Linked DNA regions of Homo sapiens: regions 1 and 3 are each linked to region 2. Evidence: chromatin contacts called from ENCODE Hi-C or POLR2A ChIA-PET data. All regions are on one chromosome and are shown on one strand. The core of a region is the stretch at or near the end of the contact, and the rest is flanking DNA. Distances in the headings are between cores, read along the strand shown. Region 1 overlaps PAQR8 (progestin and adipoQ receptor family member 8). Region 2 holds the start of GCLC (glutamate-cysteine ligase catalytic subunit). Region 3 overlaps EFHC1 (EF-hand domain containing 1).

Evidence for each region. A loop is a pair of places that touch in the nucleus more often than their neighbours do. ChIA-PET counts read pairs that join two places held with the same protein, here RNA polymerase II (POLR2A). Pooled maps may share reads with other maps.
Region 1: a map of naive thymus-derived CD4-positive, alpha-beta T cell shows a loop between it and region 2 (4-fold over the local background). The contact joins the enhancer-like site here to the promoter of GCLC in region 2. A Hi-C loop is called at or near these places in 1 of 168 maps with a recorded cell type or tissue (naive thymus-derived CD4-positive, alpha-beta T cell) and 9 of 50 pooled maps. POLR2A ChIA-PET finds 5 or more read pairs at or near these places in 1 of 52 experiments (GM12878).
Region 3: a pooled map shows a loop between it and region 2 (4-fold over the local background). The contact joins the enhancer-like site here to the promoter of GCLC in region 2. A Hi-C loop is called at or near these places in 5 of 37 single-sample maps with no recorded cell type and 10 of 50 pooled maps. POLR2A ChIA-PET finds 5 or more read pairs at or near these places in 3 of 52 experiments (BJ, GM12878 and activated B cell).

Annotation. Positions count from the first base shown.
Region 1 is chr6:52,387,216-52,391,350 of GRCh38, forward strand. The region is part of intron 1 of PAQR8 (progestin and adipoQ receptor family member 8); the gene reads left to right. Among named protein-coding and RNA genes, the nearest start is that of PAQR8, 27 kb to the left of the region's middle. RefSeq lists enhancers at 1,715-4,135, 2,841-3,050. Within about 2 kb of position 2,601, at least 26 of the 41 ENCODE cell types and tissues checked have a DNase peak (open chromatin) inside an H3K27ac peak, as active enhancers do; they include GM12878, where a contact is called at or near this core.
Region 2 is chr6:53,542,932-53,546,874 of GRCh38, forward strand. It overlaps GCLC (glutamate-cysteine ligase catalytic subunit), which reads right to left and starts at 2,170. Exons shown (of 16, transcript NM_001498.4): 1 at 1,565-2,170. The coding sequence starts at 1,714. RefSeq lists enhancers at 854-1,595, 1,434-1,493 and a silencer at 1,714-2,143.
Region 3 is chr6:52,488,990-52,493,436 of GRCh38, forward strand. It overlaps EFHC1 (EF-hand domain containing 1), which reads left to right. Exons shown (of 11, transcript NM_018100.4): 10 at 1,151-1,361; 11 at 3,281-4,447. The coding sequence ends at 3,352. Among named protein-coding and RNA genes, the nearest start is that of EFHC1, 71 kb to the left of the region's middle. Within about 2 kb of position 2,507, at least 3 of the 41 ENCODE cell types and tissues checked have a DNase peak (open chromatin) inside an H3K27ac peak, as active enhancers do; they include GM12878, where a contact is called at or near this core.

The DNA of each region.
Region 1 (4,135 bases), core at 1,351-3,850, 1.2 Mb before region 2:
GATAGTGCTCCTGGGTCACTACAGTGAGCCAGGATTCCTAGTCCATCAGCAGCTCAGAGATGGACAAGCACTATCTTCTCATCTAATACTTCCTTTTCATTCACAGCTGATAGATGTTCTTTCACAAAGACGCAGTCAGTTGGCTGGACTCTTGGGACACGGGTCAGAATTATTGGGGTCTGCCCATACCTTATTGTTGATTTGGTTTAGGGCTTTGAATAGGTCACTTAAATTCAGTGTACCTCAGTTATTCTCACAATCAAGTAACACAAGCTAAAATCTTTGAAAAAATATTTTGAATAACTTCCTTATGCAACCCAATGAATTTCACAATTTAATATAAAGGAAGACACATGTATAGCCAGTTATAGCATAATGCTAAGAGGATGCTATAAACTGAAGTGTCTCCCCAAATTAATATGTTGAAATCCTAACCCCTAATGTAAGGATATTAGGGGGTGGGGCCGTTAGGAGGTGATCACCTAGATCAGGGATCCCCCAACCCCCAGTACCTGTCTGTGGCCTGTTAGGAACTGAGCTGCACAGCAGGAGGTGATCAGTGGGCGAGTAAGCAAAGCTTCATCAGTATTTACAGCCGCTCTGCTTTGCTGGCTTTACTGCCTGAGTTCCTGTCAGATCAGCAGCAGCATTAGATTTTCATAGGCGTGCCAATCCTATTGTGAACTGCACATGCAAAGGATCTAGGTTGTACTCTCCTTATGAAAATCTAATGCCTGATGATCTGTTACTGTCTGCCATCACCCCAGATGGGACCGTCTAGTTGCAGTAAAACAAGCTGAGGGCTCCCAGTGATTCTACATTATGGTGAGTTGTATAATTATTTCCTTATATATTATAATGTAAAAATAATAGAAATAGGCTGGATCCGGTAGCTCATGCCTGTAATCCCAGCGCCTTGGGAAGCCAAGGTGGGCGGGTCACTTGAGGTCAGGAGTTTGAGACCAGCCTGGCCAACATGGCGAAACCCCATCTCTACTAAAAATACAAAAATCAGCTAGGTGTGGTGGTGCATGCCTGTAATCCCAGCTACTTGGGTGGCTGAGGCACAAGAATGGCTTGAGCCTGGGAGGTGGAGGTTGCAGTGAGCTGAGTTGGCATCACTGCACTCCAGCCTGGGCAACAGAGCAAGACCCTGTGTCAGGAAAAAAAAAAAAAAGCAATAAATGTAATGGGTTTGAATCATCATGAAACCATACTCCTCAACCCCCAGCCCCCATACGTGGAAAAATTGTCTTCCATGAAATTGGTCCCTGGTGCTGAAAAGGTTGGGGACCACTGACCTAGATGAATGCCTAGATGAATGGTATTACTGCCTTTATAAAAGAAACTCAGGAGAGCTCCCTTGCCTCTTCTGCCATGTGAGGACATAACAAGAAGACAGTCATGTTTGAACCAGAAGTGGGCCCTCACTGGACACCAAATCTGCTGGTGCCTTCATCTTGGACTTTTGCAGCCTCTAGAAACTGTGAAAAATAGATTTCTGTTGTTTATAAGCCACCTAGTCTTTGATATTTCCTTACAGCACCCTGAATGGACAAAGACAGAGGGCTTAATAAGACATGATGAGTTCTACTTCAGGCTGTCGCTAAGCTTCACAGGGGAGGGGTTATATCTGAGCCTGAATTTGAGAGAGAAGTGGGTTTTGCCAGGCACAGCAGGCTACAATAACATTGGCGATGTCAAGTGTGTGGCTTGTTCAGGCAATCAGGACAGTCTGTTCTGCCTTTTGTATGCAACAAGAATAAAAACGAGTTCTAACAGTGCTCCAGTGTTATTTTACATTATGTTTCTCTGCCTGGCCCCTCCTTTTCCTAAGTCTTTGCTTAGGCATTCTTGGTCATAAAAATGACAAATGGTAGGAGATGATAGACCAAAAACAAGCTGATGGTTAGAAATTCAGCCAGCAATTTAAATATTGGTGCGGATACCTAGCAAGTGGATGAACCACACAAATAAATAAGATCCAACTCAAATGGTGTTTTCTTTTGAAAACCCACATTTTCGTTTTCTTAGATCTCACTGGTTTTTACCTTTAGAAGCAGGCAAAGGATAGTCATTCACTTTGTTTTTGAACAATGATCTATTGACACATTCTGGGGACATCTTTCCTCTGACTGTTTGCTGATAGAAATAAAGCATAGGTAAGCCAGTGTTCCTGTCTCCAGAGGCTTGCAATTCAATAAGCAGAAGAGAGAAGGCTCTCTACACACACAGTAGTGAAGTAATGGGCAAGCCTGATGTTCTCCTTACCAAAATATGTGGAATAGATAGATAAGGGTTGGGGGCGGGGGAGGAATCAAGATGGCCTGGAGAAGGCTTTGTGGTGATTTGGAATTGAACTAAGGCCTTGGAGATATCTAAGGAGAAATGAAGAATAAAGTGACTTGCTTGACTCTTTATAGCAAATAAAATTGCTGGGTCTTAGAACCACCAGGAGAGTGTACTGTTGTCACTGCAGAAGAGTTAATGTTTAATTGCTAGGGAACACAGCTTTCTTTATATGGTGCTCCAAACTCTAGCTCGATTTGTTATCTGATTTTCTGCTGTGGAAAGGGCATTTCCAAGATTGATTTCCTGCCAGTGGAAATGAGCAGCTCTCTTCACGTTCACCCGGGTTGGCCCGGGTCCCAGCTGGTTTGCAGATCAGTGATGAAGCTTCCTGCCGGTGAGAAGCTAGATCTAGTTGAGAGGTTGCCTGACTGAAGCCAAACCACACCTAACGAAGCCGATAGTTACACTCATGTAGAAAGTCCAGGGAGACACCTGTCCCTAGGCTTTAATTAGTGGGAGTTTCAGACAGCAAAGTTTACCTTTACTCAAACAAGAAGCCTCAGAAGAACATGATCTTCACACCTGAACTGTTGATTGCCTGGAGACTGCTCAGTGTGTTCTCCCAGTAAATTGTTCCCAGCTCCTCTGACTTCTCCCACTCGACAGATTAAACACAGATACTATTTATTCCATGTGGCAGATGCATTCTCTGTCTGTAATGATGCATTTTGAAACCAGTACTTTCTCAAGTGAGATTAGCTGAGATGTGGAAAGTATAGGAAGTGACAGAACAGACAGAAATTCTAGCTAGAGGGTTCTAGTTAGATAAAGAGAAAAAGGCACTCAGAGGAAATTTGCTCTGCTCATCTTTCCCAGGGCACAGCAACAAATTAAGGCTGTCTTTTCTTTCTCCTCTTAGGAATATTATAGGGCACCACAGAGGAAAAGATTCATAAGTGGAGAGCTCACTGAGCCCAGAAGGACACATCTTGCTGCCAGATCTGTGGCAAAAAGGTGTACCTTACTTTTTTTTTATAGGCACGGTTCAGCCGTACCACAAACCCACATGGTCAGGAAGTGACTCACGTATTAATGCCGTTTGAGTTTGTGTGCTGTGGGGAAGGTCTTTTGACAATATTGTGTATACTGGCTTTTCCAATCTAAGAGAACATCTTTGCTGCATTAACAGTAGATGTTACATATTTTTTTCCCTTTAAACCCCCCATGACCAATAGCTTACCCTATGGCAAGTATAGTTAGGTTACTCGTAATAATTAATTTGGTATGCTAACTAGTTGAGCTCACAGAAAAATGCAAGTATGGGTGTATTCCTTTATAATGCTGGGGTGTTTCTTGGGGAGGGTCTTAATATTTTACCAACTTAGGTTTTACCAATTTTTGCATATTTATGTCAAATATTCCTATTTGCAGAGTAGTACTAACTTTTGCTTTCCAATTACAAAAGTAGTAAATGTTTGTTGTTAAAAAGTACGATAATGATAGTATTTCCAGAAGAAAAGTAAAATTCCCCACAATCCCTTCATGGCAATAGCTATATTGTTTTGATTATATGCACTTCCATACTTCATCTGTACCATGTTTGTATGATTACAAAAATAGGGCTGGGCGGAACACATACTTTAAATTTGTTTTTTCCTTTACATGTCTTTGACTCATTTATTCATTCAAGAAATCTTTTTTGAGAATGTACAATGTGCTAGTCCATCACTTTTCTAAGTGCAGTGGAGACTACAGTGAAAAACCAATGGAGCTCACATATCATGTGTATCTTTGTATAACAATAAATGTAAATATGCTAGTTATTTTAATAAGTGCATAGTAT
Region 2 (3,943 bases), core at 920-3,419:
CCGGGAGGCTGAGGTTGCAGTGAGCCGAGATCACACCATTGCACTCCAGCCTGGGCGACAGAGCAAGATTCTGTCTCAAAAAAAAAGAGCAGCACAAAAAAATGTCAAACTTTGAACTGCTCTACAATGACTAGTTACCATACAGTGGGAACTTGAAATAGTAGTTCATTCACTCATTCATGCCACAAGGACCTGATGCCAACTACACCAGGCACAAGGCTGGGCTCTAGGAAAACAGAGGTGAACAAGCATAATGTCCCTGCCCAATTTCGTCTTACATTTTCCTGTGACACACAATACAAAAATGAATATACAAAATGGCAGATGCTGTAAAGAAACTATGAACTTTACAGTAAAACTGAAGAATCATCACCAAAACACATGCTGTGCTTTTTCTGTTCAAAGAAGTGTGACAAACCACTTTTTGTAGAAATGTGAATTACTAGTCATCATACTTTCCTAATTTAAAACAGCACAATTTCTTCAGCTGTAGGAGGTAGAATCCCAATCTTAGAAAAAAAAAAAAAACTAACTTTTTGAAAGGAGATATTCTGCACTGGTGTAACAGCACGTCAGCACTTAGGCCAAGATTGATAACAACACTGGCCAAAAGATAAACAATTTACACAGGTGGCAAGCCATCTAAGGCAAAAGCTAAAAACAAAAACAGAGATGGACTTCTCAAGAAGTCATTTAATGTGTACTGCATACACACGTAATTTTCAAAAACAGAAAGGGAAGGCACAAAAAGTTTTGGCAGATGACACTAAATCAACAGTTTTAACATTGCTGCATTCCAGATCATTCCAATAAACAATGGTTCAACCTACTGAGAATCTAGAGACATTTCATCTCTAGGCAGAACACTGGTTTGTAAAGTTTAGTTGCTGGACCTAGGCCATGGAAAGACACAAGCAAATCCTAATGTTGAAACTCTAAATGCATTCCCACTTAGAATTAAACAGGAAAGGGAAGGTTCCTCCCCCATGTAGGAAACTGAGCCGTAATTTACTGGTTTCAATTTATAGCTATGAAGTGTGTGTGTTTTGGAGGGGAGGGAAGATGAGAAGTTGGAGAGGTTTAAGGAAAAGACACCTGCATGAGGTAGGGCAGAAGTGGACATCCTGAAGACCTGATTTCTAAAAGCAGCAGGCCTACTAGGAAAACTTAAATCTCTTTCATATTGACCGCAAAAGCGAATTTTGAGCCTGTAAGGTGGATCATGGTAGTTGCCGGTCTGCAGATACACTAGGTTGAAGACTCGCAGCACCTAATGTCACTTTTTCATGCTCACGCCCTCCCAGCGCCCAATCCGTGTTTATGGAATGAAGGGGAAAACCCAAAAGAATGAATGAACAAGAAAGGAGTCTAGTCAGGAGGATGGCCCTGGACGCGGACTAGGCGAAAGCAGGGACGATGCTCCCGGGGCCGGGAGGCGCTCGAGGACCCCCGGGCGCAGTGGAGAACGCGGACCGCGATAGGGCCGGGGGCGTAGGGCAAGACAAAGGCAGCGCGGGCGGCCAGACACGGGTGCCCGGCGGGGACGGGGACCGCGGGCGCTCACCTCATCGCCCCACTTGAGAACGTCCTTGTGCCGGTCCTTGACGGCGTGGTAGATGTGCAGGAACTGGAGGATCCCGTGCCGCCGCACGTGGTCGGCATGGCGCTTGGTTTCCTCCCAGCTCAGCGGCGAGCCCTGGGACAGCAGCCCCATGGCCGCCCCCTCCTCCTCCTCCTCCTCCTCCGGGCTGACGGCGGTCGCCCGCTCCGGGCGCGAGACGGACACTCAGCCGCCCGCAGAAGGCGGCTGCCGCTCCACCCCGCGGGGGCGCTCTCGGGCCGCAGTCGGCGGAGGGAGGGTCCTGCCCGCTCCGGCTCCCCGGCGGCGGCCCCTGGCGCCCAGGTGACAGACCCTGGGTCCGACGCACCGCGCGGAGGCGAAGGCAGAAGACCGAGAGCAGGCGGGACGGCTCTCGGCCCGGCGGCCTCGCCCTCCCCGCTGCTCCTCCTCCCGCTCCGATGCGGCGGCGGCGGACCCCACGGCCGCGCTGCCGCGGCGGCTCCCGCTTCTCTTTGCCGGTCTGGTGCACTGGCTTCTTCCTACTTGTGACCAAAACCTGCGCCGCCGCGGAGCATGCCCAGTCTTTGCGTCCGCTAGCTCGCCGCTCCTGGGCGCGATCCTGCGCTCCAGGTTTTATAGACTACGGGCGAAGGCGGGGAGAGGAGGCGGTGCAGCGGCGGAGGCGTGGCCTGAAGCCCGGTGGGAACCGCGGGGGCTCAGGAGGCGTGTGCAAGGGTGATTGGGTCGCAGTTGAGGGGAGCAGCTCGCGAGAAGGGGGCGTGCGGTCGGCCTCGCTTTACGCAAACGCGACATATCAAAATGCATTTTTTTTCCTAATCAGAAGAGATAAACTTGGGATTCGGGAAGAAAGTTGATTATTTGAATCAATGACGAACTCACCATATTATGTTTTAGTTGGACAGGGCCTCACACTTAGAGTGAGAGCGGCAGAATGTGTTGAGAAAAGTATTAACATGGTAGTGAAGTGAAACAGTTCAACTCTAGGCTCCATCACTTACTGACTGTGAGACTTGGGACGAGTTCTTCCCATATCTGCATAAAATTAGATTAATTCTATCTTTTATAGATGTCGTAATTATGTGCATAGTGTACATGTGTATAGTGTTGGCCAAAAAATTGACCTGGTTATTAAGAGGAATCAATTTGTCAACATGTGTAAATCATTATTCCCTACTGTCTTGATTAACTGGTGACCTATGTTCTCTGGATGGCACGGACACCATTTATTGCAAAAAGTCTCCAGACAGACCATATGAGGAACCATCTCCAAAAGTTTATCCTCCATCTAAACCTAAAATTCATCCCTTAAGTGATCAAAATGACGTTCTTGTGAGCCTACCGTGGGGTGGGGTTGAAGATAGTGGGAACACCTAGAGTTGGCCTTATCTCGGAGGGAAAGGAGAGGAAGGAGGTACCGTGCCCCCAAGTGATTGTTTAATAAATATGTGTTGACAGAGCAATGACCTGTCAGGGGAAAAGTGAAGGCAACTAGATCATACATGTACCTACCCAGAAAGTGTGTATTTATCATACCCTCTTCCCTCGCACTACAGAGTTAACATTTAGTAAGCACTTATTAATTGCTAAATGAGTGAGTACATGATAGCAGGATTCTCTTCTCCCACAGCCTTCATATTGGATGTGCCCCTCACAGGGCTTGGGGGCATGAATACCCAAGGTCTGGCTGGGATTTCCACAATGGTGTGTGTGTGTGTCTGTGTGTCTGTGTGTGTGTGTCTGTGTGTGGTAGGGATGTTTGAAGCTCAGGAGAAGATGTTTCCATCCTCATCACACAGGTGGGATAGAAATCAAACCACATTCTAATTTTTCCACAGCCTTTTCAACAACCTCCTTTGCCCTCCCACCAACCTCACCAGATCTGTATATGGTTCTGGCACTCTGTTGTTTTTCCTGCTTGAAATTCTCCATCTGACACACTCATGTTCATCTCTTGAGTCACAGTTATTCCTCTCTGTGTTTTGGTTGCATTCGTACATTAATGATAGAGTCATTTTAAAGATAGCTCCACACTAAATAGTGAATTCCTCTGGGGCACAGATGACTTATGCCTTTTGTACCTTTAATTCTAGAAAAGTGCTTGGTATAGAGTGTGTGCTTAATAAATGTTAGCTTCTCCGTGAAAAGCAGGTAGTGGGAGAGGGGGAGAAACAGTGTTTCCCATGTAGGTAAGACATCCAAGGATCATTGGGTTATTCTCATAATGTCATCTGACATTCTCATAGACCTGCATTGTTCAACACGACAGCCATCAGCCACATTGGCCAATGTACATTTGAAATGTGGCTAACATGACCGAGAAACCAAATTTTCATTTTAATTTAATCAATTTAAATGTAAATT
Region 3 (4,447 bases), core at 1,257-3,756, 1.1 Mb before region 2:
AGGATAAATTATTTGAGATTATTTGCTGGACTTTTGCTTCATGTTTCCAAATTTTTCCTGAAAGGTTATTCCACTTTATACCTTCCCCAGCAAGACTTGCCAGCAGGTAAAAGAGGGAAATAAGTTAAACAGAGGCTATTTGCAACAGTGAACTTTAAAAATATTATACGCAAGAAAAGTAAATACAGAAAAGCAATGGTAGATTGATAGTTTTCAAGTTACGGAAGGAGAGGAATTCAGTGAGAGGTGACTGGGCATAATTGAGAGAATATGTTGGAACTGGAGTGGGATGTGAGTGCTAGTTTTGCCGCTGACATGGGATCTGGGATCAGTCACTCGGGTCTTCAAATGTGTTTTCTCATCACTGAAAGAGGGAAGAATGCTTACTGACTTTATGTGGCCCATTTTGTTCTAAAAGGATTTATGAAGATGAAATATGAGGGAATCTTTCAGCTCTAAAATTTTTAATTTTATAACTGTACCTTCATGTTCAGAGGAAATAAAAATTGAGCCTCTACTTATTGTGGTTGTTTTTTGAAGGGTTAGACCTCTCTCTTCCCAACACCCTGTGTTACTATTCTCTCTTAATTTCAGTAAATGCTAAGCCCAAACTTCTCACTCTACCTCACAGAGCAATCTCTTAGCTTCCATAGATAACCTTTCACAAAATTCAGTGTGAATTGGAGAGGGAATAATATTAAAACTATAAAAGGTTGATTCTTGGCTACAGATCTATAGCTATATATTTATATCTATCATCTCTCTTTATATATATCACTCAGGCATTTAGTTGTAGATGAGGAAACATTAATCTGCAACAGTAGTAAGAGACAATGATGTGATTCTCACAGATACCAAATTTGGCATGGTGGTGGTATTAGATTTGCCTCCTTGTGATGCAGTGATTAACAGATGGCAGGAAAGGAGGCTGAGCAAGAAGGGAGGAAATTCAAAAACTGCCCCCAGTCGGGCCTTCCTGATGTGGAGGTCAGCTATCGGCCTGTGGGCAAGTGTTCAGTTATTGGTCAGCTCAGTCTCAAAGCTGTGATTAGAAGCTTCCCTGATTTCATCAAGTAAGAACTTTGGTCACCGAGATGAGACTGATCAAGAATAAATACCATGTGCAGTCATTTCCTTCCTTTCTCTACAGCAAGCAAACTGAAAAGGATCCAGGCGTGCAGGAATTGGAAGCATTAATAGACACAATTCAGAAGCAACTGAAAGATCACTCATGCAAAGACAACATTCGTGAGGCATTTCAAATTTATGACAAGGAAGCTTCAGGATATGTGGACAGAGACATGTTCTTTAAAATCTGTGAATCGCTTAACGTCCCAGTGGATGACTCCTTGGTTAAGGAGGTCAGTATGAATTACTCTTCTGAGTTCATTGCAGAGGCTAGGCACTGATCATTCTTTTCTAAAGGCAATTGTGTGTGTATTTCACTACAACTGGGCCAGATTTAGGATGTTCAGATCAGATCTACTATTCTGTCCTGATTAGGTATTGCCCGTTGATTCTAGCATTGGTATTCTTTTCTAATTGCTGTTGCAGGGCATCTCTTTAAGTGGGCCTGGGGCTGGACAACACAGAGTGGTTAGTAGACCAACATGTCAGGACTGAAGAAGGGCAACAGAGACGATCCAGGAGGGGTGGCTACCAAGGGGAGACTCAAAGATAAGTTGATAGAGCAGACTGGTTGGCAGCCTTTGATACCCTTCACAGCTGATACCTACACTGGCCCATCAGTAGGGTTAGCATGAAAGAAGGCATGACCACTGCAGGAGGGCTGTGGCATCTGTCAGTAGTGGTAGCATGGCCAGCAGCTGATGGAGGAAGGGCATGGAAGTTTTCTTCCTTGAATTTTCATAAGTGAGTTGAAGGGGGACTTTCATGCCTTTTCTTCATTATAAACCCTTTAGCCAGGGTTCCCTTGGAAGTCAGAACAAAGTCCCCCTGAGAAATGCCAAGGACTGTGGCTTATGATCATTGAGACATTCTTACTGATTAAAAATATTGAGATTCTGAGGCCTTTTTAAAGATCTTTTAGCCAAAACAGGTGTTCAGAATTTAAGAGTCATTTAGGAAAGGGTTTGGTTTAGGGCTAGTGACTAGGTTGGAGATGAGGATTTTTCATAGACAGAAACATTAGCAGGGAGTGAGTAGGAGGGCAGATAGAAGAGTATTTGTTCATGTGGACCAAACACACATTTAGCTCCCCAAATTTTAGGTTGACAGCATGCCCAACTTTTGATTTTCAAATTCTTCATACTGTCTGATGTGGGAACTGACATGGGAGAGAGGGATGGCAGTCATTGGCAAGTGGAGCAGGGAAGTGGGGGTGGGACAGATTTGCACATCTTATAAAAATAACCACAGAAAATCAGTCTGTTACCAGTCACAGTCGAGTTTTAAGGGACACAGGTTGAGCAGTGGCATAACCAGACCCTTCCGTTAGGCTGTGGTAGCAAGAGCCTGCTATTTAAAAAGTCTTACTCCTCATGAGCTGAGTGGACAGTCTTTTATTTGAATATAAAAACAACTAAAAGTGCTTTTATAAATATGGATGTTAGTTCTGAAATCTTGGGAAATGTGGCAGACTGCCACGGTTACTTGAGACATCTCTACGACAATTACTACTGTTACTACTTGAGACCGTCATTACGAGAGTTAACGAAGGAAGATGAAAGCAGAAATGAAAACTTAAAACAAAAGTAACTATTTTAAAGGAAGGGAAAGAAGAGAGCTCCCTGCTTCTAGTGAGCAAAGGCAACCGCCCGAGCTGCTACAGCCCTTCATATTTATTGGGTAGAAAGAGCAGGGATTAATTGATCACAGGTTCACATTATTGCTAACAGGCTTCAGATGTGTCTAATCACAAGAAACACTTGTGCCTGGGTCGTGACTGCCTTCAGCGTTCCTTCTGGGCAGCAGACGCAGTTTGTCAGTTTGCCAACATCCTGCTTTCATGAGAAACAGTTTACTGTTTACTCATAGAGCCTCCAGTGGTATACTGAGTTGATCATGACGCTCATTCTTTCGGCCTTCAACAGGGAAGGTCATTTACTCCATCCAGCTTTGGTTTCATTAAGTGTAAGATGGGGATAATGTCTGTCCTACCTGCCAGGTTCACAGGATCATTTCAGAATCAACTTGAGGATACAAAAATTCTGAACTGATTTACAAAGGCTCGGGATCATTATGCATAAGCGCACTCTGCAGTTGAGCTGACGGAAGCCCTGCAGATCTGTCTCACCTATTCTCTTTGCTCTCTCTGCAGTTAATCAGGATGTGCTCTCATGGAGAAGGCAAAATTAACTACTATAACTTTGTTCGTGCTTTCTCAAACTGACCTGCTGATGAGAAAATGCAAGACAATTTTTGATACTGGAACTATGCTTTGAAATACACCTTACACTCTTCATAGAGGCATTTACAGGGTTCCTGAAGTTTTATTTCTGTTTTGGTTCTTCTTTCACTCCTACTGAAGTCGAAACTAAATTGGATCTAATAGGATCTAAGATTGGTGCCTTATTTAGGGTGATAGGGGTATAGCAATGTCTAATTTTGTGTGTCAAATTGACTTGGCCACAGGGGGCCCAAATATTTCCTTTCTTTCTTTTTAAAAAAATAAATTTTTTTAGAGATGGGATCTCACTCTGTCATACAGGCTGGAGTGTGGTGGCACTATCCTAGTTCTATGAAGCCTCAGACTCCTGGGCTCAAGTGATCCTCCCACTTCAACCTCCCCAGTAGCTGGGACAACAGGCTCAAGCCACCATGCCCAGCTAATTTTTAAAATTATTTTGTAGAGACAAGGTCTTGCTAGGTTGCCTGAACTTGTCTCAAACTCATGAGCTCCAGAAATTCTCCCACCTCAGCCTCCAAAAGTGCTGGGATTATAGGCATGAGCCACTGTGCCCAGCCTCAGATATTTCATTATTCTGGGGGTTTCTCTGAAGGTATTTTTCGATGAGATAAACATTTGAATCAGAAGACTAAGTAAAACAGATAGTCCTCCCTAATGTGGGTGGGCCTCCTCCAATCATTTGAAGACATGAGTAGAATAAAAAGGCTGACCTTTCCCCAGGTAAGAGAATTCCTCCTGCCTGACTGGCTTCAAATTGGAACATCAGCCTTTTCTTGCCTTCAGACACAAATGGAAACATCAGCTGTTGGTCTGGAGCCTGCTGACCTTCAGACTGGACCTAAACCATCAGCTCTCCTAAGTCATAGGCCTTTGGATTCAGACTGGAATTATACCTTTAGCTCTCCTGGGTCTCCAGCTTGCCAATTTACCCTGCAGATCTTGGGACTTGTAAGCCTTCATAATTGTGTGAGCAATTTCTTATAACTCTCTCTTTCTCTCTCTCTACATATATATATATATATATATTTTATATGTACACATTCATACACACACACGCTTATATGTATACATATAGTA